2 separate regions of the Mus musculus genome follow, and region 2 is linked to region 1. A link is a loop called in an ENCODE intact Hi-C map of the cell type or tissue named here. Cell type or tissue: gastrocnemius. All regions are shown on one strand. Links, peaks and the distances in the headings refer to the core of each region. The heading gives the core; the rest is flanking DNA. Region 1 overlaps Cacnb4 (calcium channel, voltage-dependent, beta 4 subunit). Region 2 overlaps Cacnb4 (calcium channel, voltage-dependent, beta 4 subunit).

Region 1 (11,918 bases), core at 1,481-9,480:
ACCTAAGTTCATCTCCTGATGTCTTCCAGCAATGCACCAAAATTTTCTGTCATTTAAGTGTATGCACCTTTATTATTTCCAGTTCTGCTAAGGATCCCACACTTTATATCTCCAGAGAAAAATCATTTCTATGAATTTGTGGAATGAGAGCAAAACCTTTACTCCAGTCTCTCGATTTGGCAGCACAACTATATTAACTATGCACTAGTCAACACAACAAACATCCCCAGCCACGCTTCTCTCCACACTTCTATTCTCGTGTCCCTGGACTGAAACGGAAGGGGTTGGGGTTAGGTGTGCAATTTCTCCAAGCTCCTTGGTAGTTCTAATGCACAGTGAGAGCTGAGAGCCACAGTGTTCAACCTGCTCTTGTGTAATTAAACATGGCTTATAGAGTACAAATAAACCATTAGCAGCCACACTTGGTTTTGTTTCAGTCCAGGCTACGCCACTCTTAAAGTTAAATGAAAATTACTAACAAACTCCAGGACATAACAAGTGTTTCATTATACTATACTACTTCGTATATTCTTTGTTAAATAAAACTCAGCAGGGAGTGTCGAGCTAGGAGTCTGCTCCCACATCTGTTTCTTCCTAGGTACCCTCTATAGTAACACTTCACCCTTCTCGGTCAAGAGTGCTAAGTTAAGGAATTTGCAAGCATTATAAAGAAACCTTGTTGACTGAAAGGTGAAGGGAGGGCGACAACCAATAATGTATCAATGTAATGTGGACTTCACTGGGAACTTTTTCCCACCTTCTGTCACATAATTGCATCTTCAACTATGATGTTCACCAAAGCCAGAAAAGGATACTCTTTCAGCCAACACCTATAACATTCTTTAGGGTCTCCCATGGGAACTGAAAGCTGAGACTGTATCCTATGTCAAATTCTACCACCTGTGGATGGGTTTGTTTGTTGTTTGTTTTGAGTCAAGATCTCATGTAGCCCAGGCTGACCATAAATGCCCTACATAGCTGAAGCTGCCTTGAGTTAGTAATTCTTCCGCCTCTACCTCCCAAGCGCTAGAATCAAAGGTATACATTACAATGCTTTGGCAATTTGGTATTTCTGGCAATATTATTCCTTATCATATATGCCTGTATGTTCAGACCTGCCATCCTCTGAAACTACAGACACAGAGTTTAGGGAGAGTAGTGGGAAATGTGTAAGCTATGGCTCTAGACTGTCTGACCGCAATTAGCAGAATGGCCTTACACAAGTGATTTAACCAGTCTGCATCTGGGGTCCTCTTCATTAAACTGTTGTGGAAATAGGTGAGTCAGAGTCTCGGGGGGGGGGGGCAGGGGGGGGGGGCTGGGTACAGAGACCAGAGCATATTACTCCATCAGTGTGGTCCACTATGGCCCTGGTTGTCAGTCATCATTGTTACTGATGCATGTCTAGACTCACAACACACAAGCTCAGCGTGTCTAGACTCTTTACTTCTCTTTCACCAAAGCATTTCCTTCTCAGTTGTTCTATATAATCTGGATGATCAGTGATAGCCCTGTTTTCAGTCCTGAGTGGGGGAGTTTATTAAGGATCTAGCAAGTTAAAGTAAGCAGAGAGAAGTAGAAGATAAATTTTCAAACTGCTCAAAACAAGCAGAGACAACCAGAGTAGCCCGGTTAAGAATGCAATCAATAGATAACATTATCAAAGCAAGGGCTTACAAACATCCACCAGAAGTCAGCTAGGGACGTTGAGGCAGTCAGCTGGGATTCCTGATTAAGCTTTCCCTTTGTGGATGAGCTTCTTGTGGCTCTAGTTTCCGATTCCCACTCCCACCACAGGTATCTTATATTACAGGATAATATACTATAGTTGGAAATAGCTTGCCGTCTATCTGTTCGCAAGGATGCAGTGATGTTAATACTCTTAGTTGTTTTTGTTCTTACAGTTAGGAGACCAGCTCACCCCAGGACAAGCGATCTTGAAGAACACTCAAAATTAACATGCTCGAGTCATAGAGGAAGCCTCTTCCATCCCAGAGTTTGCTCTCGACAAGCGTAAATGCCACCCAAGAATTAAAACCATTACAGTGTACATCATTCTTAGTATTGCTGTTGACCTAGTCACCTCACCTGGTGATCTCCCTATCCACCTCCCCATGTCCACTCGGCCACTGTGATGGTTTGTATATCCTTGGACCAGGGAGTGGCACCATCTGAAGGAGTGGCCTTGTTGGAATAGGTGTAACCTGGTTGGAATGGGTGTGTCACTGTGGGTGTGGGTATAAGATCCTCACTCTAGTTGCCTGGAAGTCAGTCTTCCACTAGCAGCCTTTGGATGAAGATACAGAACTCTCAGCTCCTCCTGCGCCATGTCTGCCTGGATGCTGCCATGCTCCCACCTTGATGATAATGGACTGAACCTCTGAACCTGTAAGCCAGCCCCAATTAAATGTTGCTTTTTATAAGACTTGCCTTGGTCATGGTGTCTGTTCACAGCAGTAAAACCCTAACTAAGACAGCCACCTATTCTCAGCAGAGGTACTCTGCATCACTTTCAAGTCTGGGCCCTCAGCCCTGGTATAGAGACTTGTGGAGGTGAGTAGGAATCCCTCCCATGAGATCCAGGCACAGGGTGAACAGAAATACAACCAGGTGCCATACGAGCACAGACCCGCCCATTCCACAGTGACCGAGCCAGTGGCTCTTCATGGAGGCTCTCACCTGCAGCTGTTACTGAGGCAGCTAAGGCTTCCTCATGCTTACGGAATCGCAAGTATTACTCTAAGCACCGAACCATCTCCACAACCTACCTTGAAAGCACCAGCAGAACGTGCAGTTTACACATTATTGGCTGACCTGCCAAAGGGTACAGTAATTAACAGCCATCCAGACCCAAGCCCAGGAGGCTGCATTCAGAGCATGGCCTACATCGCCATTGTGGCCAGCCTCTGGACAGTCTGCCTGGTCCGGGAAACCTTGCACAGGGGAGGTGGAAGGAGATAGTGTTAGCAGACTTGGGGGGGGGGCGGCGGCGTCACAACCTGTGCCCCAAATCAGCTCTGACCACTGACCTCAAGGTGCCAATAAAAAGAGCCAACTTAAAAGTAAAAAAGCAGAAAAAAAGCTTTATTCAATGGAAAAAGGGACAAAGTGAGCCAGTGAACCCCCTAAGTCCTTCTTTGTCTTCAGGACTTCAGTGATATCAAAGTTTAAACAGGGACCAAGGGTACACACATCTAACCAATCCTGGTCAAGGTGTGGTCCTGCCAAAGACTTATAGTCACATCCTATAAGATGGTCTGAAAAGTTGTTGGAGCTGTGTAAAATCTCTTCCCTGGAGACAAGATGCCCCTCTGAGCTAACATTCTTTCCTTCCCCAGGTATGAGATTACTGGGGAAAATTCCATTTCTTTGGGATCCTCTGTCTGCTGGGAGCTGAGGCATGAGCAAAAGCCCCCTTAATCAAGGCAGAGTCCATCTAGTTTTTGAAAACATGAATCCTGGAGTAAGAAGTGCTCTGGGAGGAAGGAGCTTCCAGCAGGCTGTGATTCAAGCAAGAGGGAGCCCAGGGGCTATGGAGAACCAGGAAGTAGCAAGGCAGCAGTGGGTAGAGGGCGAAACTATGACAAAATACCAGGGACATGTGATGTTTAATTGTCTTCAAAAATTTTGTTTCTAGCCAAGTGCAGTGGTGCAGGCCTATAGTCTCAGCTCCACAGGAGGCGGAGGCAGTAGGATACTTTGTTTCCCATGAGTTCAAAGCTATCCTAGATACATAGTGAGATCAAAGGATGGCAATGGGTAAACCTTGTGGCTTGCTGCATAGCAGATGTTATTCCAAACACAGAAATGGCAAGGAGGGAGGGTGGGGGAGGGAAGAAAATGCTGTCAGTTATCCTACCAGAGAATGACCTGAAAGGGCTCAGGATTCCCAAAAGTTACACACACACACACACACACACACACACACACACACACTCACACACTCAGTGTAAGGCCACAGAAGAAGCTGCAGACCACCCTTCAGTGGCTTAGGAAAGGCCTGAAGGAGGCACATGAACGCTGGAACTCCTGGCACCACACACCTTCCTAAACACAGTCCTGCAGGTAGTGGTGCACACCAGTAGGATTTGCTGAAGGAGGCAGAGGCAGGAGGATCACGAGACAAGCCTGGGCTACACGGTTGGTTTGTTTGTTTGTTTGTTTGTTTGTTTGTTTGTTTGTTTTAAGCCGGGCAGTAGTGGTACACGCCTTTAATTCCAGCACTTGGGAGGCAGAGGCAGAGGCAGAGGAAGGTGGATTTCTGAGTTCGAGGCCAGCCTGATCTACAGAGTGAGTTCCAGGACAGCCAGGGCTACACAGAGAATCGGTCTTGAAAAACAAAAACAAAACAAAACAAAACAAAACAAAACAAAAAAAACAGTTGCAAGATGAGTTTCTCCCTCACCCCCTTTTCTGCTTGCTTTAAACATTTATGTTGGTACTCTTTCAATGACTTAGGAATATATTATTTTAAGGATTTTTTAAGTGCCACACACATTATATGGCACTGACACTGATAGGAGATGTATTGCTGGGCTGTCTGTCTGCACATACATCAGCTCTGAGGTAGCAGAGTGCCACGCCCTAGAGTCTGCACAGAAAGACTCAGAAGGTACTTCCTCCAAACAAAGTCGTTATTAATGGAATCTATTCATTTTAGTTAGAATCCATATGAGGTCAAATATGCAACATATCCTACTAGAATATTATCACCTTGGACAAGTTATTGAACCCCTAGGTGCTGGGTCTTGGGGTGCTCATCTTCCTACCGTCTATCAAACATACAGGAACAAAACAATCCAGTGACCTCCCCACCCCCAAGTCAATCTGTGTCTTCAGGCAGTCCTGGTCAAGGTGTGGTCCTGCCAAATGTCAGCTCTTCATTGTCTGGGCTTCTGTCTCATCCTGTAAGATGGTCTGAAAGGTTATTAAAGCTGTGTAAAATCTCTTCCCAGCAGACAACTTCCCACTCTGGGCTGGCACCCTTTTTTTTCTCCCAGAATGAGATTCCTGGGGAAATTCCCATCTCTTTGGGGGTCCTCTGTTTATGGAATCCCATAAGATAATACATGGCTCAAATGTGTAGTAGGGTCTTATTAGTGTTGCTATTGTTTTTATATGGTATGAGAGACAGAGATGCACACTCTCATTCTGTAGCCCGGCCTACCCTGAAACTCCCTATTAGTTCAGTCTGGCTTCAAATTCACAGCAGTCTTCCTATCTGAATGTCCTGAGTGTGAATGAATGAATATGAATTCCAGTTCCCTTCTAGGTGGTGTTGGCGATGACGCGGGACGCAGATGGAAGTAATTTTGATTCCCTCCAGTGAGGAGAAGTTACGACTAATGTTAGCAGTGTTCCCACTTGAGAGAGCTTAGTCTTTGCATTTCGTGGATTAACACAAAGTCTCTGTATGGATTAATAACACAAAGGAAAGCTTCAATAGTGTTGTTCCAAATTTTCAAAATGTGTGCTGTCAGGCTAGTGAGATGGCACAGGGAGTAAAGGCACTTGCTGCAGGGACCAAAATAGTGGAAGGAGAAAAGAGACACCTGCAAGCTGCTTTCTGACCTTCACCCGCATGTTGTGGCATGCATGTACCCTACCCCCATACACACTGTAAATCAAATAAATAAATAAATAAATAAATAGGTAGATAGATAGACAAACAAACAAATAAATAAATAAAATGTAATAAACCATTCTTCGAGCAAGAGCCATGGCTTATCAGTTAAGAACACTTGTTCCTTGTGCAGAGGACCCAAGTTTGGTCCCCACTATCTGTTGGGCACCTTACACCCACTTTATCTCCAGCTAGAGCGAATCTGCTGCCCTCTTCTGCCCTCCATGTGTATGTGCACACAGAGACCCACGCAAAGGTACACATAGTTAAACAATACATTATTTTTTTTCAAATTCCTTCTATTGCCGAGGCAAAGCATTGCCTTCTACCTGATCACAAACCATTTCTGCAAGGCTCTAGAAAGCACAGCGTTTGGTCTGTGGCTGACCTCTTCCTCCTTGAGTTGAAAGCATTGCTCTGCACCATTCTTTTGATTTTCCAGAGTCTCCCAAAGCTCTGTGCAGCCGTTCTCGCAGCCTTTTCAGCCCTGCCTTTCAATCAGCTCCCAATTCACCCTGTGTACTTCAACCTCCTGCCCAAAAGCTAAGAGATGAGTTCCCATGAATGCTCCAAGGTTTTCCCGTGGTCCCCCACCACCTCCCTGCCTACCTTTGTCTGTGTTACATATCGTTGTTTTAAAGAACGTTCTCTTCACTGTCTGCCTTAGATGCACTGAGTTAAAAAAAAAAAGTCATCTGTCACTGTATTGATGGGATTTAGAGCTAGAGAATCCTCTGCAAGTTCACAGAAGAGAAAGTGCCTGGAGCTGGGAAAGAGGGAAGCCTTACTTGACTGATTTGCTCAATGTGATTCTCTTCTGTGGGCACTTGAAGCAGAGCCCGCACACTGGATAACTCAGTGCTAAACGAGTGAGTTTCCTCTATCCAGGGCAGCATGAAGCTTCTCCTCCCCTCTCCTGTCTTCTGAAAAAGCCAACAGCACGTGTCCCTCCATCACCCTCTGCTACCAAGAGGCGCAGGACCCTCTCGCCTCCCTGCCCAGGTGCTCCTTGCTGTCTCACACAATTTACAAGGTCCACTGTGCCTCTGCTGAGCATATATTTGCTGCGCTCCTGCCAGTGCTGGGAGTAAGGGCCTAATTATAGCACTGGTGCAATTCATAAGTGCATTTAAATAGGAAGCAAGCTGCCTTTCCTACCCCTACTCTCCTTCCCTCCTCCCTCACTCCTTCCCTTCCCCCCACCCCCACCTCCACCAAAGCCCCTGTGGTCAATTCTGTCCTCCCCTCCTGCCTACAGCAGCTCCTGTAGTTGGTGTGGGAAGAAGCTGACGTATGAAATGACAGTTCCCATTGCCTTTTGTAAAATTAAAAAGAAAAAGAAAAAAAAAACCCACAAGCAAACAGTCAGCTAAGGCAAAGGGTGGAAAGGAGATAGTCCACTGTGGTAGCTGCTCAGGGTGACACTTTCCAACAGGAAGTCATAAATGATCGAGCTTTTGCTCCATTGTCTTCAAGGTAGAGGGAGAATTGCCCTGTCCCTTGCTTCTGCCACATTTAAGAAACACTGGGTGGCGACATCTAGCGGTTCCTGTTTAAATTGCTCTTGTAGTACAGTGCCATGAAGAAACAAAAGCAGCAGCTTTCAGAAAGCTGGAGTTAATTAACAGTAGTACAAGTGCAACCAGTTCACCCTGGGTTTCTGCTGTGCTCATCCTGGCCCGCTCTGCCCTGTGGCCGACAGAGATAACAACCATGAGTGAATGGGTCATTAGAGGCCACAGCAGAGTGCTCAGGACACTGCCTACCCTCAGGAGTTACTCCACCCATCCTTGCTGTATTACAAACATCATAGTTACGGCACTTGGTGAAACTGCACTCATTCCTACTCTACTGACACAGCCAGGAAGACATGCACCATGTGTCTTATGGTCTTGCATGCCCATGACGCAGGCCGCACGCACATCATCAGGGATCTGAGGACCTCCCAACTTTCAATATTACCCAAGCCTATCAGTGGCCTAAGTCCCTGGAATTTTGGTTGAATGGGACATGCTCTCCTCAATTCACAACAGTCCCATGGGCCCCGTCATCTTGCTTTAAACTGTTCCCATGTATGTTGACTATCGACCATGGAAGACACTGTTGAGACCCTAAAGAATGCATGTAAGGACCAGAGATCAGTCTTGGTGTGGTGTCTAGGAGCTGGACAACTTGGTTTTTGAAACAGAGTCTCTTATTTAGCCCAGAGCTCTTCACACTAGGCTGACTGGCCAAGGAGCCTCAGGGTTCTGTCTGCCTCTACCTCCCTCACACAGGGGTTACAGCGACATGCCACCACGCCTGGCTTTTCCATTTTGGGTCTGAAGATCTAACTCAGGTCCTGATGAATTAATAGCAAGTACTTCACTGACTAAAACAGCCCTCCAAACCCATTCTGTGACCCTTCTTGATCCTGTCATCTGGACAGCAAGATGACAAGTGGCTGCCTCAAAGCATTGTTAGAAATGAGTCTATAAGCACGTTGTGCCTGTCACATTACCCAAGTTCCATGTCTGAACTTCTACTGACATCATTCATCTTTCTCCTGACAACTCTAACACCTAGTCTTTTAAGCAATTTTTTATTTTTGGTTTATGGGCACTGTTTTGTGTCTGTGTTAAGCACCATCAGATCCCCTGCAACTGGAGTTAGAGTTGTAAGCTGCCATGTGGGTGCTGGGAGTTGAACCTGAGACCTCTGGAAGAGCAGCCAGTGCTCTTAACTTCTCCAGCCCTCACAGTGTCTTTTTAAAGAGTGTTTTCAATTGTGGTAGAATACACACACCAGAAATATTGCTACTTTGACAATTTTTTAAATGTGCCGTTCGGTGGTATTAACGACATGCTTTTTTTTTTTTTTTTTTTTTTTTTGTGCAACTTTCATTGCCATCCACCTCCAAAATCTTCTCATTGTACAAACTGAGTCTGTACACATCTAACACCAACTCCCCATTCCCTCCTCCCCGAGACAGCTGTGATCCCACTTTACTTTCTGTCTCTGCATTTAATACCTCGTATGTACCGAATCCCACAAGACTGAGTCTTCTGTGTCTAGGTTATTTCTCCCGTTTTGTTCTCTAAGTTGCAAACATCTTGCTGGCAGACATGCAGTTTACCTACCACTCCATCCTCCATCCTTCCCCAGGCTCTCACTAGCCGGTGTGGAGCTCTGCCTAAGTGTGGGGTCTGCATCCTAAGGGTGAGGAGGGGTGGCATGGCTGCACCTGGGAGCTTGTTAAAAACACAAAACCCTGACCCCCGCTGTGAAAGTTCCAAACAAGTCTGCATTTTAACAAGATCCCCGGGGGAATCTTCAAACACTGTGAAGGGCAAAGTGGCTTGGCATGAGACAAGGAAGGCAATGTACTGTGGCTCCTTTGTTAGGTTCAGCTACTTCATCTCTAAGTACTGTAAGTATTTGTTGATGGAAAGATTCACGAGGGAGTTGAATGTCCCTATGAATATCACCATCCTGCACTTCCCTGAGTCGAGAAAGGACACCTCTTAAAAATTAGCTCAAAGCGGGTGGAAAATAGGCCAGAGAAAACTGTCACATCCCAAAGTAGCCTAGCAGATGTGACAACTACATATCATGTGGCATCCTGGGTGTGACCTTAAGACAAAAGGGGGTGGGGAGTCAGGGGGACCAGGCTAAAGCTAAGGAAATCTAAATGAAGCAAAGTCAATATTACCAGTCCATTAACTATAACAAATGTGCCAGACTACAGTCAGATGATAATAGGGCAGGAATATACCCCTTCCCCCCCAGGATAGGCCCAGAAACCCTTGGTGATGACTACAGGGCCATCTGTACATCTACAACTACTCTAAAATTAAAGTTGATCCGGTGTAGGGAGGATCCTCGCCTGCACATAAGCACACAGCAACATCTGTGCTCGAGCAATGGCCTGCTCTATGCTATGCTTGTGCAGCTGTGGACCGAGGTTTTCAAGACAACACAGGAAAATACAGTCAGCGTCTGGATACCTTCAGTCTGCAGTCAGCCCAGTCTCCCTCTGCAGACATCTGATACCTAATTGTCCTGGTCTTTTTCCTTCTCCTGTTGTGAGAGCCACCTGCTCAAAACCATCAAGAAAAAGGACACATGCAAATATGAGCACTGGTAGACAGAAGCAAGAAGGTCTTGAGTTCAAGGCCAGACTGAGCTACATAAACAAGACTCTGTGTCAGAAATAAGTAAGTAAATTAAATATTTAACTGATTGAATGCTAGAGAGTACAGCACACTTTAAGAAATAACCAAGTGATGTCTTATCTTTTTATCTAGGGTTGAAATATATATAAATAGATATAGATATAGATATATTGCAATTCAAATTTTAAATTATAGCAAGCGTTAAAGGGTTGAGGGGCTGGAGCAATGACTAAGCAGTTAAGTGTGTGCACTGCCCTTGCAGGGTTCCGGTCCCTGTGCCCACGCCGGATGGCTCACGGCCACCTGTTGCTCCAGCTCTGGGATGACTCAATGCCTCTGGCCTCCGAAGGCACCTGTACTCACACATGTGCACATAGCCCCTCCACATACACATATATAACTTGAAATAATAAAAATAAATCTAAACTACGAGAAAACAGGAACAATCAATGAACAGTGTCCAAACATTTACGTTTTCCTGATCACCTATTGCACTCAGCCACTAACTTACCATGAGCTCATTAGCTTTAAGTAGAGTTCCCTTTCTCTGTTAGATTCGCTAATAATCTTCACTGACTGCGTTACATCTGGAACCATTAACTTAAGCTGTGTTAAACAAGTAGCGATGATAAAGATTATGGCTAGCATGTCTTCTTTTTTACCATATTTTAGACAGTATGCCATTTATGTTACACGTGCCATGGCAAGCCACACAGCAGGTCAAGCCTGTGAGGTAGATGCTATTCTCCCATTGAGATACTTGTTACTCACGTTTAACAGGATACAACTGGCGGGCTTAACAATCCAGAACATGGGAAGATTTTTAGGACTTAAGTTCATTTCAGATTCAGTGGGGCAGAAGTAATAGAGCTACCGAAAGTGACGATGAGATAGCATCCTCAATTGGTACAGTAGAAGAACGTGAACAAGGGCGTGGCAAACACGCCAAAAACAGACGCCATGGCCCATGCTGATTTTAGTGTGAACCCTGGGATACCTTCAGTGTTCACATCACCAATGACTTGGGTGGAGGTGGATAAACCTGAGACGCAGAGAACAAATGGCATATGGTCACCCAGCTAGCAAATCCAGAGCTAGATTCTGAACACAAGAGCACTCTCCTTCCCTGGGGATCTCTGAAAGGTTGACTATAGCCCAGCACTGTGAATGATGGCAGTCAGGGGTGCACAGAGTGGACAGTCGTAGACAGGAGGCACATGCATGCTGAGGTGGTACAGACACACACACAGACACATACACACACACACACACACACACACGTACACATACACAATCAATCAATCAATCAATATGAAAAGATGGAACTGGAGAGATGGCTCACACACTAAATAAAGAGATAAATAAATAAATAAATAAATAAATACGAAAAGATGGAACTGGAGAGATAGCTCAGTGGTTAACAGCCCTTCCTGCTTTTCCAGAGGACCTAGCTTCAGTTCCCAGCACCCACTCTGAGCAGTTCACAACTGCCTATAACTCCAGCTCCAGGGATCCAATTCCCTCTTCTGGCCTCTTCGGGTACCTATACTCTTGGACACATACCCACACATAGACACACATATATACACATAATTTAAAATAAATTAAATTATCTTTTTAAAAAGTAGGTATATACAGAATTGATAATGAAAGAGAACAGCGCATAGCAAAGACTGTGTGGCTGGGATATATCACTAAGCCCATATTTCCTCAGCAGCTGCCAGAATGGAACTTCTAGGGGGTTACGCAGGAGAGAAACTCCCAAGAAAAGGCCAGGAAGGGGCAAAAATCGATCACTAAAACTTCACCAATGTGAGTCCTTTTCCCCAGCACAAAGACGACTTCCCGGAACCTCTTCAAGACACCCTTCCCAAGGCAGGACTGTAAGACTCACAATGCTTCACTCATGAGAGCCTGATCTCTACACGGGGCCCAGTCTCCTTAATACGCTGTGGGATGAGCTTGTGCTGTGCTTCTAACCGATATCACCATCTACAGATTTCCCAGCTTGTCCCGATTGTGGGAGGCTTCCCTGTCTCCACAATCAAGGATCTCTTTCACTTAATTCCCACATCTCTTTTGAAGATAAGCTTCCTGCTTAAATAATTCAGGCCTTTCAAGTGATGGGGAAAACATCCACA
Region 2 (11,918 bases), core at 1,745-9,744, 52 kb before region 1:
GACACAGGGGTGTCAGGCGTATGAAAGGCCATAGTTTACTTGACATCCCCCAATATAGACATGGCATAAGGAATGAGGGGTGAAGCACAGGTGTCAGCGAGAGAAGATTGAGGGATGGGCTCTGGCTTTGCTCAACACTTCACAGGCAAGATGCTGAACAAAGAAAAGATGAAAATGTAACAGAACTGGTGGAGAAAGAGGACAAAGGGATGAGTAGTGGGGGAAGATGGGTACCCAGGTATCAGGGGCATGGTTTCTGCACTAAACTGAAGGGATTAGGAATGACAGAGGTGGAGGAAGCTGATTGAATGCAGGAAATGCACACTAAGAGGCTATAGCACCACCAGCAACAGCAATGGGGAGCAAAGGGCTCCTAGGGCTCTCCCAGTGAGAAGGAAGCACCCCCAAAACACACACACACACACACACACACACACACACACACACACACACGACAGCATGGTTTCCTCTTGCTTGAAGCATCCCAGAGACAGTCCTGCTAGCAGCACGTGAATGTCAACTTCTCTTGTGCTTATGTTTCAGCTCTAGGCCAAATCTCCCCAGCCTCGTGTCAGTCATCCTAAGCTGCCTTTCAACTGTAAACCACTATCTCTAAACATTGAACTCACTGGCACTTAACTCTCTCGATGTCACCTATATGGATGTCAGAGTATAAGGATATTCTATTCCCCATTTTACTGATTAAGAGACAGAATAAGAAAAGTAAAAGCAATGGCAAAAACTTGTCATTAAATGAAAATCACCATAAATCCATTTCTTTTGACACACAAAGCCCACCCCACTCTTTGATCCCTCCGCACTATTCATATGCATGGCTCTCTGGTCCTCTACCCTAAACTCCTTAACATTTCCTCATTAAAAGCATCTTCTGTTTCTATTCTATTCTATTATGATGGTGACTGTAACCATCAGCATAGTGTTGGAAGTCAGACTTGGTGACATTTAGATGCTCGGTAGAGAATGTATGTATAAATGATTATTTATAGCACTTTGACTTGCTGACACACCAATATATAGATCTACAAGGCTTCGCTGCCTTCACAATAAATCTTATCTCCTTAGTGAACAATGTAATTGCACAAGGAACTTAAGAAAGTTACCCAAGTGCTCCTGTCTTAACTTGAAGTACTCAGGGATTCAAGGACATCAGGGATTCAACATTGAATGTGTTATTAGTCTGCTGTAGTCTGACTTAGGGCCCTTGTCTTAGGCAGGGTTTTTTTTTTTTTCATAGCTATATATTTTTTTATTTTTTTATTAGATATTTTCTTTTTTTTATTACGTATTTTCCTCAATGACATTTCCAATGCTATCCCAAAAGTCCCCCATACCCTCCCCCCCACTTCCCTACCCACCCATTCTCATTTTTTTGGCCCTGGTGTTCCCCTGTACTGGGGCATATAAAGTTTGCCTGACCAATGGGCCTCTCTTTCCAGTGATGGCCTACTAGGCCATCTTTTGATACATATGTAGCTAGAGTCAAGAGCTCCAGGGTACTGGTTAGTTCATAATGTTGTTGCACCTACAGGGTTGCAGATCTCTTTAGCTCCTTGGATACTTTCTCTAGCTCCTCCACTGGGGGCCCTGTGATCCATCCAATAGCTGACTGTGAGCATCCACTTATGTGTTTGCAAGGCCCCTTAGGCAGGGTTTTTATTGCTGCACAAAATGTTATGACCAAGAAGCAAGCAGGAGAGGAACGGGTTGACTTGGCTTACACTTCCACACTGCTGTTCATCACAAAGGAAGTCAGAACTGGAATTCACACAGGGCAGGAACCTGGAGGCAGCAGCTGATGCAGAGGCCATGGAGTGATATTTCCTCTGGCTCCTCAACCTGCTTTCTTATAGAAGTCAGGACTGCCAGCCCAGGGATGGCACCACTCACAATGGATCCTCCCATTGATCAATAATTGAGAAAATGCCTTACAGCTGGATCTCATTGGAGGCATTTCCTCAACTTGGGCTCCTTTCTCTGCCCTAACTCCAGCTAGTATCAAGTTGACACAAAAACCAGCCAGTACAGCCCCGACATGTGGCCCTGAAGTGATATCACAATGTCACCTTGCTATGCACTCTTCCTGGGTGACCCTTGAGGGCCCTCACTCTGAACCAATACAGTCCCCAGTTCTTTCAACAGCAAGCAAAACTCAAGGCCATAGAGTTAGAGTGCAGTCTCATTTAGGCAGAATTCTTTACATAAACTATTTGTGAGTAGCTTATAAAAAATGAACTAGGATGGGTTGACTAATTCCCTTACTGGCAGGAAAGATTTGAAGAAGGCGGGGAAGAAGGTTTACAAAGAAATGGATGAAAAAAAAAATCTCAGTGCCAAGTACCATGACAACTAAAATATCTTTGTCTGTCTCAAATTAGTCTACGTTCCTGACTGACTTCCCATCATTTCTGTTTGTTCTCATGTGGCTTACAGAGAGGAACACGAGAAGGCTGGTTTGCATGGAGCTCATTCAGAGAACTGACCTCATTTAGAGAGTCACAGATTTCCGGTATGGCCATCACAGACATAATAGCTCTGATAATAACACAGCTGCTAAATTACAATCCAAGGAAGTGGCAAAGATTCTATTTTCAAGAAAATGTCCCTGAAAATGTCCTTGCAAATGAGAACAAATAAGAAGAAACAAGAATATTACTGCACCGACAGCATTACTCCCAAACAAAATATCTTCCAATCTTCTCTGTGACCAGTCGCTAATCTCCTCGAGTACGCCCTTCGCAGTGTCAGAGCTGGACCTGGTCTAGGATGATTTATGCCATTTACTCTCAGGGCGGTGTAAAGCAGTCTCATGTCCCTACGCACAAAAACACCAACATCACAGGGCTGTACTTTTCTTTCCCTCATTCAACATTTTTGTTGCATATCATTGTGCTATGTGTCTTTGTTTTTAATCAACTAATTTATTTATGTATTATTGTGTGTGGGCATGATATGTGTGTAGGGATGTGCACCACCTTACATGGGTGGAGGTCAGAAGACAACTGTGTGGAGTGAAGGCTTTCTATCTTTCTGTGACTTCTCAGGATTGAGCTTGGGTCTCTAGGCTTGTATAGCAAGCACCTTTATCCACTGAACCATTTCACCTATCCAAAGTATAGTCTCCGACCCATTATATTCTTGCTTCCACTTCTTTAGGATATCCTACTACCATGTGCTTCCACAAAAGACAACATATCCTCCTTAGTCATCTCTTTATCCTTGAGTGTTTGGGGAAAGCGAACACCCAAATGTCCATCTATCAAGAAATAAAACATGCACACCATGAGATACTATTTAGCAGCAAAAGAAATTCAATGCTCATATATGTTGCCACAAGAAGACCATGCAAAGTGAAAACATCAGTCTCAGAAGAACAAACCCAGTGCATCACAAAATGCAGGAAACGTCTAGAACGTCTGGCCAGAGGCAGCCTAGGATAGAAACTGGAGAAACAGCAAGTGTCTGCTAACAGAGATGAATTCTCTTTCAAGACTATTAAAATAGTCTAAAATTGATTGCAGTGATTGTTGAACAAATCTGGATGTAATAAACTCACCGAATTACATCCTGTCAGTGGTGTGTACTGTGTGAATTATATGCAGCAAAGCTGATATTCCAAACCAACTTGCTAGAAATGGTGGCCCCCCAGAGAGGAAGTTAACTCCAGAGTGTGTATAGGAAGGAGATTTAAATTGTCACAAAGTGGATTTCAATCATGACAGTCCAACTGGAAATACATCACACTGCATTTTTTTAAATACTGACCATTTAGTTCCCTAAAACCTGTAATCCCTCATTTAAAAATTTTCTCTTTCTTTTATAAAATCATAATTTATTTGGTGTGTGCACACATGGATATGTGCACACCAAAGAACAGAACCCAACTTGTAGGGGTTAGCACTCTCCTTTTGCCACTCTCCTTTTGTGTTCCAGGACTGAACTTGGATGATCAGTCATAGTGGCATTTACCTTAACCCACCAAGCCATCTCTCCAACTCTTGCTTGGCTTTCTTTGAAAGAAAGAAAGAAAGAAAGAAAGAAAGAAAGAAAGAAAGAAAGAAAGAAAGAAAGAAAGAAAGAAAGAGGGGGGAGGGGAGGGGAGGGGAGGGGAGGGGAGGGGAGGGGAGGGGAGGGGAGGGGAGGGGAGGAGAGGAGAGGAGAGGAGAGGAGAGGAGAGGAGAGGAGAGGAGAGGAGAGGAGAGGAGAGGAGAGGAGAGGAGAGGAGAGGAGAGAAGAGAAGAGAAGAGAAGAGAAGAGAAGAGAAGAGAAGAGAAGAGAAGAGAAGAGAAGAGAAAATAGGTGGCCAAGGATGAATGAGTGTCCCTTGGGAATCCCTGACAACCATATAACATGAAATCATTTCTAAGCATTTCCCTAGATTCCTCTTGATTCCTAGAGGAATTAAAGTTATTGAATTTCCATTCATTCTAGCAACCACTTATTGAATGCCTGTCTCAGTACGAGCATACAGTGCTTGCAAAGCTATACAAGGAAAGGGAGACGAGTAAGACAGACATTCCTGCTTCCCAACTGTTCACTGCTCCAAATGTGACCACACACAGGCACCCGAGAGAGAAGGAAGCTCTTTGTAGAAGCGCTCAATAACATGACCCAGAATCTCTCCACCACCCTTTAGTATCTGCCAGGTTTACTAGTCCTAAGTCACCTTGACTAACTGAACCAAAGTCCTGAGAATGAACCCATTAAAGACTCTAAGATAACTTGCAGCAAACATATGGTTCTGGTTAAGGAACCCCATCACCCCAGAATTTCCCCAACTGCATTATGTTGAGTTCTTCAAGACATATTTCTTGACAAATGGTGATCTTGAGATTATACTACTATTATGGTTTGCTGTCTACTGTTTTAAGAAAGAGACAAAGAGTAATATAGTGATCACCAAGGTTTCATGGCTGGGCACTCATTTTTTCTTTTTACATGTATCAGCGGACATTCACAGATAATGAGTAGAAATTCATCTATGAAAATTAAGAGGTGGGAGAGACTCTGGGTAAATGTTATCCAACAGGAAAATATACAACATAAGAACATGTGACAAGTACCCTCAATAGTTTCTAAATATTGCACAATAGGGTATATGAAGATAGGGGTAGGGCCCAGAAACTATATACCTGAACAGCATTATCCTTAAGCAAGTACCTGGTTGCACAGGGCCTTGGTGGAATCAGTACCTTTCTTAGCCAGGAGTCAAGATCAACAGCTGGAGAGCTGCAGCCTCAAGAGTTGGCCTGGCTCCTGACCAGCACTCACTGGATCCGTCCAGAAGACATCAAAAGAGATGGCCAACATCCCAGCCTCATCAGCAAGACTATCCATCAGTCACTTAAGCCAAACACAGAGTACCTCTCCCTTTCTAAGCCAATGGGCCACCAGCCAGATGAACTGACATCCCACACGGGTCCCGTATCACTTCTTCCTCTGTTTCCACCTCACTCGGGCCTAGCTCAGCTCCATTCTCTTTTACCCAGGTTCTTTCCACGGCTTTCTAACAGGCCTCTTTGCCTGAGCCCCTCCTTCTGTCCTCTCAATGCACAGAAACTCATCCCACTGCCCGGCCTCACAAGGCTGGAGCTGTAGCACACCTGCCACAATGCATGAAGCTCTAGGTTCAAGCTCCAAGGCTGTTAATAAAATAAAACAAACAAATAAATCTCTCAATTTCCCCCAATCGCCTATTGCCACTAACTTCTCCCAAAGTATGTTCAGTGGGAGAGTGTTGTGTGGTCCACCAAAACCAGCTCGTGGTGGCTGGCAGCGGCTCGCAGAGGGCACTATGGCACATCCTGCCTTTCCTTCTTTCTAGCTCTTTCTTTTGGAAACTGGCTAAAGCCTGGGTAAGCTTTCCCTGACTGCCCGAGCCTTCTCGCTGAATTCTCTGGACATTTAAGCCACTCCACTTCTGCCATAAAGGTGCTTGCCAAACTCCATTGCAGAGCGTGTTGGCTGTCTCAGACGCTGGCATTAAAAGGCCTGGTTTTGCTTTCTCGTCTCCACCCTTTGCCTTAAGGCTGCTGTCAAGATTTACACCTTGCCTGCCCTCTTGCTCTCTCGCACTTCAATAAATTGTGCTTAGCTTCTCAGTCTGTTTTTAAATTCTTTTATTAACAAGGGTAGGAATCTAAAGGCGGCTTCGGATTCTCTGAAAGCAGGGTTATCCCTTGCAGACACAGTGCAGCTAGATGCACTCCTAAATGAAAAATTATCTGAGGTCAGGAGGTGATTCAGGAGGAGAGTAGACTCCTTTGCTCAGAAAGACCCAAGAGCCAGGAGGAAGTGGGAGCATGAATGGGCATAACTCCAGGTTTTGTTGATAGGTAGGAGCCTACAATTTTGAAGAACTGAATGGAAAAGAGGAAACACAACCGACTTTGGTGTCCAGGCTTGCTCAAGAGGCTGCAGGAGTCCAGTGGCAACCGCTCACCTGACCTGCTTATGAAGCAGGAACTGGAAACCAAGCTGGAAAATTGGCAGAGGAATAGCGGAATGTGCTTGGCTTCAGGTTGTCCCTCAAGTGGGCCAAAAAAATTGTGGAGGAAAATAAACCCCTGAAGCTGAGAAGTGGGTATGGGATCCCACTGCTCTCCTCAAACACTGCATGTTGAAAGCCCTGCTGCTTTCGTGGTAAAATCCAACATAGTCTTCATCTTCTTTAAAAGGGGGTGGGGCCCTTTTCAAACCAGAGGCTGAGTGGTTTCCTATGAAGACTGTTGTGAACATTGGAGTTCAGTGCAACCTTCTCACTCATGCACAGAGCATCTGCTAATCACCAACCTCTCTGTCCCCTCAACTCCACTTTTATCCTTTACTGACCACACTTTGACGGCTACACTAGCATCTACTCATGAGAAAGAGTACATATTGCTTGTCTCTCTGAGTCTAACTTGTAATGCATAATAATACAATAAAATAATGTCCTACAGAGTTCCGTCCATTTTACTGCAAATGCTGGGACTTCATTCTTCTTTGTGCCTGGATAATACTCAACTGTGTGTACATGCCACATTTTTTTTTAATTCACTGCTCTGTGGATGGGCACCTACACTGACTTCATCTTAGCTTTTGTGAATAGTGCCATCATAAACATGCCTATGGACAGGTATCTCTGTGGTATGCTGAATTAATTTCCTTGAAATATATACTAAATTAGTAAGACCATACGGTAAATCTATTTTTGGCTTTTGAAGAATCTCTGTATCATCTCCATAACGACTGCACTAGTTTACCTTCCCACCAGTGGAAAGAGTTCCTCCCTCCACATTTTCACCAGCACTGGCTGTCACTTAATCGTAGATGAAGATGAAGATTACTTATCTGTAGATGAAGGAAACCATCTACCAGTACTACCCTATCCTCAAGACGATAGGAAATTCCAGTCACTCGTGGCTGGTACATTTTGACTGTTGAGTTCTCACTCTCTAAAGCCCATGTGTTAAAAGGCTGGACCTAAGGTGCTGCTACTAGAGGGGCGTGGGACATCTTGTGAGAGGACCTTACGTCATCTGGAGCATGCCCTCAAATCTCCCTCCTTCTTTGCTTCCTGCCTGTGAGGTGAACAGTATCTCTATCACCTGTTCCCCATCATGGCCACCTCTATCAACAGCTAAGCAATGAGTCTGCTAGATCATCGACTGGACCAGACCATAGACTGGATCAGATCATAGACTGGACCAGATCATCGACTGGACCAGACCATAGACTGGGCCAGATCATAGACTGGACCAGACCATAGACTGGACTATCTAAACCTGTAACTCAAAATAACCCTTTTCAAAGAGCCTGCTGATTATCTATGCATTCTGCTACAGTGAGAGAAGAAGACCGAAGAAGAAACAGTTCTATTGTCCACTGATCCTCTTGTCTGGGGAACCTCAGAGGTCATATAACATTTACTCTTGTTTAAAAGATAACTTTTTTTTTTTTAATGCCTGTGAAGAAATGACATCATTACAGCCAGAGCCTGCTGAATAGTCTCACCAACTGCAGGAAAGCAATCTGGACACTCAGATGTCATCCATTTAATATGCAGGGGCGGGGCTTCTTGCTTAGGACATCTTTGCAAGCTTTTAGGAACTGAAAATTCATATACACTTGAAAGTCAGATTAACCACAGCTGGCAAAATTCTTGTGGGGCTTCTAGAACGAGGTGCCCGATGTGCCCTCTCCACAGCTTCCTCGGGCCATCGCTGTAATCCAGTTGCTAAGTCAGACTCAGCCTCCATCCTTGAGTGAGCTGCTGGCTGGCATTTGGAAAGCCAGCTTCTCGATGCAAATGCAATACTCAGAGGGAAAACTGAGCCATGAGCTGCACATCTTGCAGCCAGAATATGTTTTAGTGGAAGGGATGTGAATCAAAACACTCACAAAATCTAGGCTATGCATTTCCCTGTCCTCTTCCTGCCTCATTTGAATCTCCCTCCCCCTCTCTATCCTTCCTCTCTGCTCCTCTTCATGTTTTAAGGAGAATCCGTGCAAAGTAGGTATGAGCAAATGCATTTAAGCTACATGTATTCCTGCATATTATTTAAATCCGGAGTAAACCCGTGTGTTTATCAATGTATTCCTCAATCCTAATAAAATTCCAAGAGTTAAAATACACTGCACATTATGCTGTAGCTCTGACACAAGAAGTTAGATGCACGCACAACTTAAAACACAGTAGTGCAACAAGGTCTGCATCACCCTCATTATAACACTATGCTCTGCACTCGTAATAACTTCAAAATTAAAGCTCCAAAAGTAGCATGAGAAATCAACTTTGAACCGATGTGGTGGCCCGTGCCTTTAATCCCAGGTCTAGAAGGCAGGGGCAAGCAGACTTTAATAGTTTGAGGATGACCTTTTCCACATAACAAGTTCTAGGCCGGCAAGGACTATGTGGTGAAACCCTGTCTCAGAGATGGGACAGAAGAGAGAGGGGAAAGGACCAACCTTTAACAAATAGTATATAACAGCACTGAAGTGAGATGGTGCAGCCATTAAGGGCGTACTTGCACACTGAGCTTACTGAAGTTCAGTTCCCAGCACCCGAGTCAGGCAGCTCACAGATACTTATAATCCCAGTTCCAGGGGATAGGATGCCTCTCCAAGCACCGGCACTTATGTGCATTCACACAAATGCACACACAGAATTAAAAATAAAATTATTTAAGGGTACATAGATATGTGTGAAAAGACCATTACTTTGTAGGCTAACCTCAAAAAACAAATTTAAAAAAGAAAAAATAATTATTACTTTATAAGTATGTAAATTTTGAAGATGAAACTATTCAAGCAATGTTCTGATAATATGTGAAGCTGGCTTAGCTTTAAGACACCTCCATACATATTTAATTATTTATTTTATATGTACCTGTGTGAGTTTGTGCATCATGTGTGCACAGCAGCCTAAGGAAGACAGAAGAGAGAGTCAGATGCCCTGGAACTTAGTTAGAGGTAGTCATAAGCCACTACACAGGTGCTGGGAACCAAGTCTGAGTCCTCTACAAGCGTAGCAGTACTCATACATGCTGAGCCAAGTCTTCAGTCCCCCTTACAGATATTTAGAGACTTGATTGCTACTTCTCTGTCAAGTGTCTCCACCCACAGACCAAACACACATACAGGAGTAAACATCTGAACATTAAAATCTTACCGAAATGATTCTCAATGGAGATACTTAACAACCATTTGGCTCCGTATCTCTGGAACAGACTCTTTGCTGTGGCCAGCAGCAGAGTTCTCATAGCACGAGGGCCAGCTTTCCCCACTGAGAACCACCTGGCTCTGACCCACAGAAACTGCTAAGACCAGCAGAAAAGTCTACTTGGAGTCCTCTTTACCTAAAAATTGTGTCTATGTGAAGAGATGAGGTACATCTGATGTGGGCACATGGCCACTGCCACAGCGATCTGTCCCCTGGGGAACAGCTCTGATGAGCATCACCAAGGACACCACCTTCTGCTTCAGGCACAGATGGGCCATACATCTCTTTCCTAGGCCAGCTAATCTACCTGTCCAGGGCCAGAGCTCTTTCTGCACTCTGGACTCCTCATCAATGGAAGAGTAAGCACCCGAGCAATGTAAGGGTCTACTCCCTCCTAGCAATGAGGAACAAAAGGTCTGTTATAGCTCTCTGTCTCCTAAACCAACCTCCCTGAATAGCACTAGTTTAACTTTTTTACTTGAAAAACAAAACAAAAGAAAACAAAATGGAACTCCTAAAACTTCCAGTTAGAGAATAATACAGGCTCAGAAATATGTTCAAGCCATGTGTGTGCAGCTTCATGGAACTTCATGGTTTAGCCTGCTATGTAAGCAACTACCTATCAGAATAGATTCTGGAACAGACACATACAGGATCGGTATGGCTTTGCTTAAAGTGGCAAGGCCTGGCCTCTGAGTATTTCCCATGATCTTCTGATGGTTTCCACTCAAGTTCTGCTCTCAACGCTAAAGGAAATTGTTGCCTCTCTATTCCCACCCTCCTTGGTCATCACCTCTCTTTAAAAGAATATGTATCAAAAGATGGCCTAGTCGGCCATCACTGGAAAGAGAGGCCCATTGGACTTGCAAACTTTATATGCCCCAGTACAGGGGAACGCCAGGGCCAAAAAGGGGGAGTGGGTGGGTAGGGGAGTGGGGGTGGGTGGGTATGGGGGACTTTTGGTATAGCATTGGAAATGTAAATGAGCTAAATACTTAATAAAAAATGGAAAAAAAATAAAATTAAAAAAAAAAAAAGAAAAGAATACTGTTGCCAGTTCTGCAGATGCTCACAGTCTAACCCTGCACTTACAAAGCCTCTCAATGACTGAACAAAGACATTTGAGGGGAGGGGGCGGTCCTAAGGGACCCAACTCAGGTTCCTGTGTGCTTTTCTGTGTCCTTTCATTATCTTTGGAGACCTCTGTGTATTAAAGGCAAGGCTAATGTGTTTTCCACTAGAATAACAGAACGCCACATACTAGGGAATTCATAAAGAAGATGTGTGATCAAGTCAGAGTCTGAAGCTGGGAATTCTGAAGATGTGAGTCCACATCAAGCATCTACCGCCTCACATCACAAATCACACCACCTGGCGAGAATCCAGTGCTAGCTCAGGTCTCCTGTCCACTTAGATAGCCTCGGAGGCCTTGCTTGCAGCCAATCCCTCAAGACCTGATCTCGTTTAACCCTAAGCACTTCCCAGGGGCTTCACCCAAACCATAAGCCCCTCTAAGCTTCACTTCTCAAGTTTACTCACAAAGCTTTAGTTTTTCCCTATTGCTAGGTCCCACCCACCCACCACCCCAAGTCCTCATTAGCATAAGAATTGAGACTCAGATAAACTATCTGTAGGGAAAACTATGTCCACATAATGAAACCTAAAACACTTGTTAATGGAAAATTACCAGCACCAACTCCTTCCTAGCTTCAGTCACATCTTCAGAAGTGTGTTTTGGGAGTGCTTTCAAACTGTGTGCTTTCATCTACTCATTTGAATATATATTCAGACAAAACACCTTCATCTTGCCTCTCCACGTCACCTCCTTACTCTTCTCCAGCCTGCTCTTACCCAGTATAGCTGACCTACAATCTCTGCTGTGTGGCCTCCAGTACTTTGACCAACAGAAACCAGAGTTCAAGAAAGAGTAGCACCCATTTCTGACTTCCTCTCTGGGGAATGCTCAGAGGCAGGTACCTGCAGGGTTGATACCTTTAACAGAGAAAACTATGTTCTTCCCTGAGTAGCTTTCTGGATAAAACTCAGTTCTTTCAGGGTCTTCTGCCTGCTGTTGGGTCTAGGAGTAGTGACCACTGTGGGTTGCCAGCATGATCTCCTAGAGTTTCCTTATATGCGACTGACATCTTTACACTTCATTAAACCCTTTCAAGTTATTCTAATTTGGGCATGCTATTTT

What was found. Hi-C counts contacts between places; a loop is a spot of excess contacts. Peaks named below come from ENCODE experiments on the same cell type or tissue, not always from the same donor. Only the 100,000 strongest peaks of a DNase experiment are listed, where the experiment ranks them.
Region 2: a loop joins it to region 1, with 2.1 times the contacts of the local background. A loop is called at or near these places in 4 of 42 quality-filtered maps.

The regions. Positions count from the first base shown.
Region 1 is chr2:52,583,931-52,595,848 of GRCm38, forward strand. The region is part of intron 2 of Cacnb4 (calcium channel, voltage-dependent, beta 4 subunit); the gene reads right to left. Among named protein-coding and RNA genes, the nearest start is that of Cacnb4, 87 kb to the right of the region's middle. In gastrocnemius, for the core only: CTCF peaks have their summits at 5,852 (motif pointing left) and 7,173; DNase peaks (open chromatin) are centred at 6,598 and 7,171; H3K4me3 peaks cover 301 bases; H3K27ac peaks cover 1,420 bases.
Region 2 is chr2:52,531,402-52,543,319 of GRCm38, forward strand. The region is part of intron 2 of Cacnb4 (calcium channel, voltage-dependent, beta 4 subunit); the gene reads right to left. Among named protein-coding and RNA genes, the nearest start is that of A430018G15Rik, 110 kb to the left of the region's middle. In gastrocnemius, for the core only: no CTCF peak of the experiment used is centred there; DNase peaks (open chromatin) are centred at 5,370 and 6,483; H3K27ac peaks cover 4,072 bases.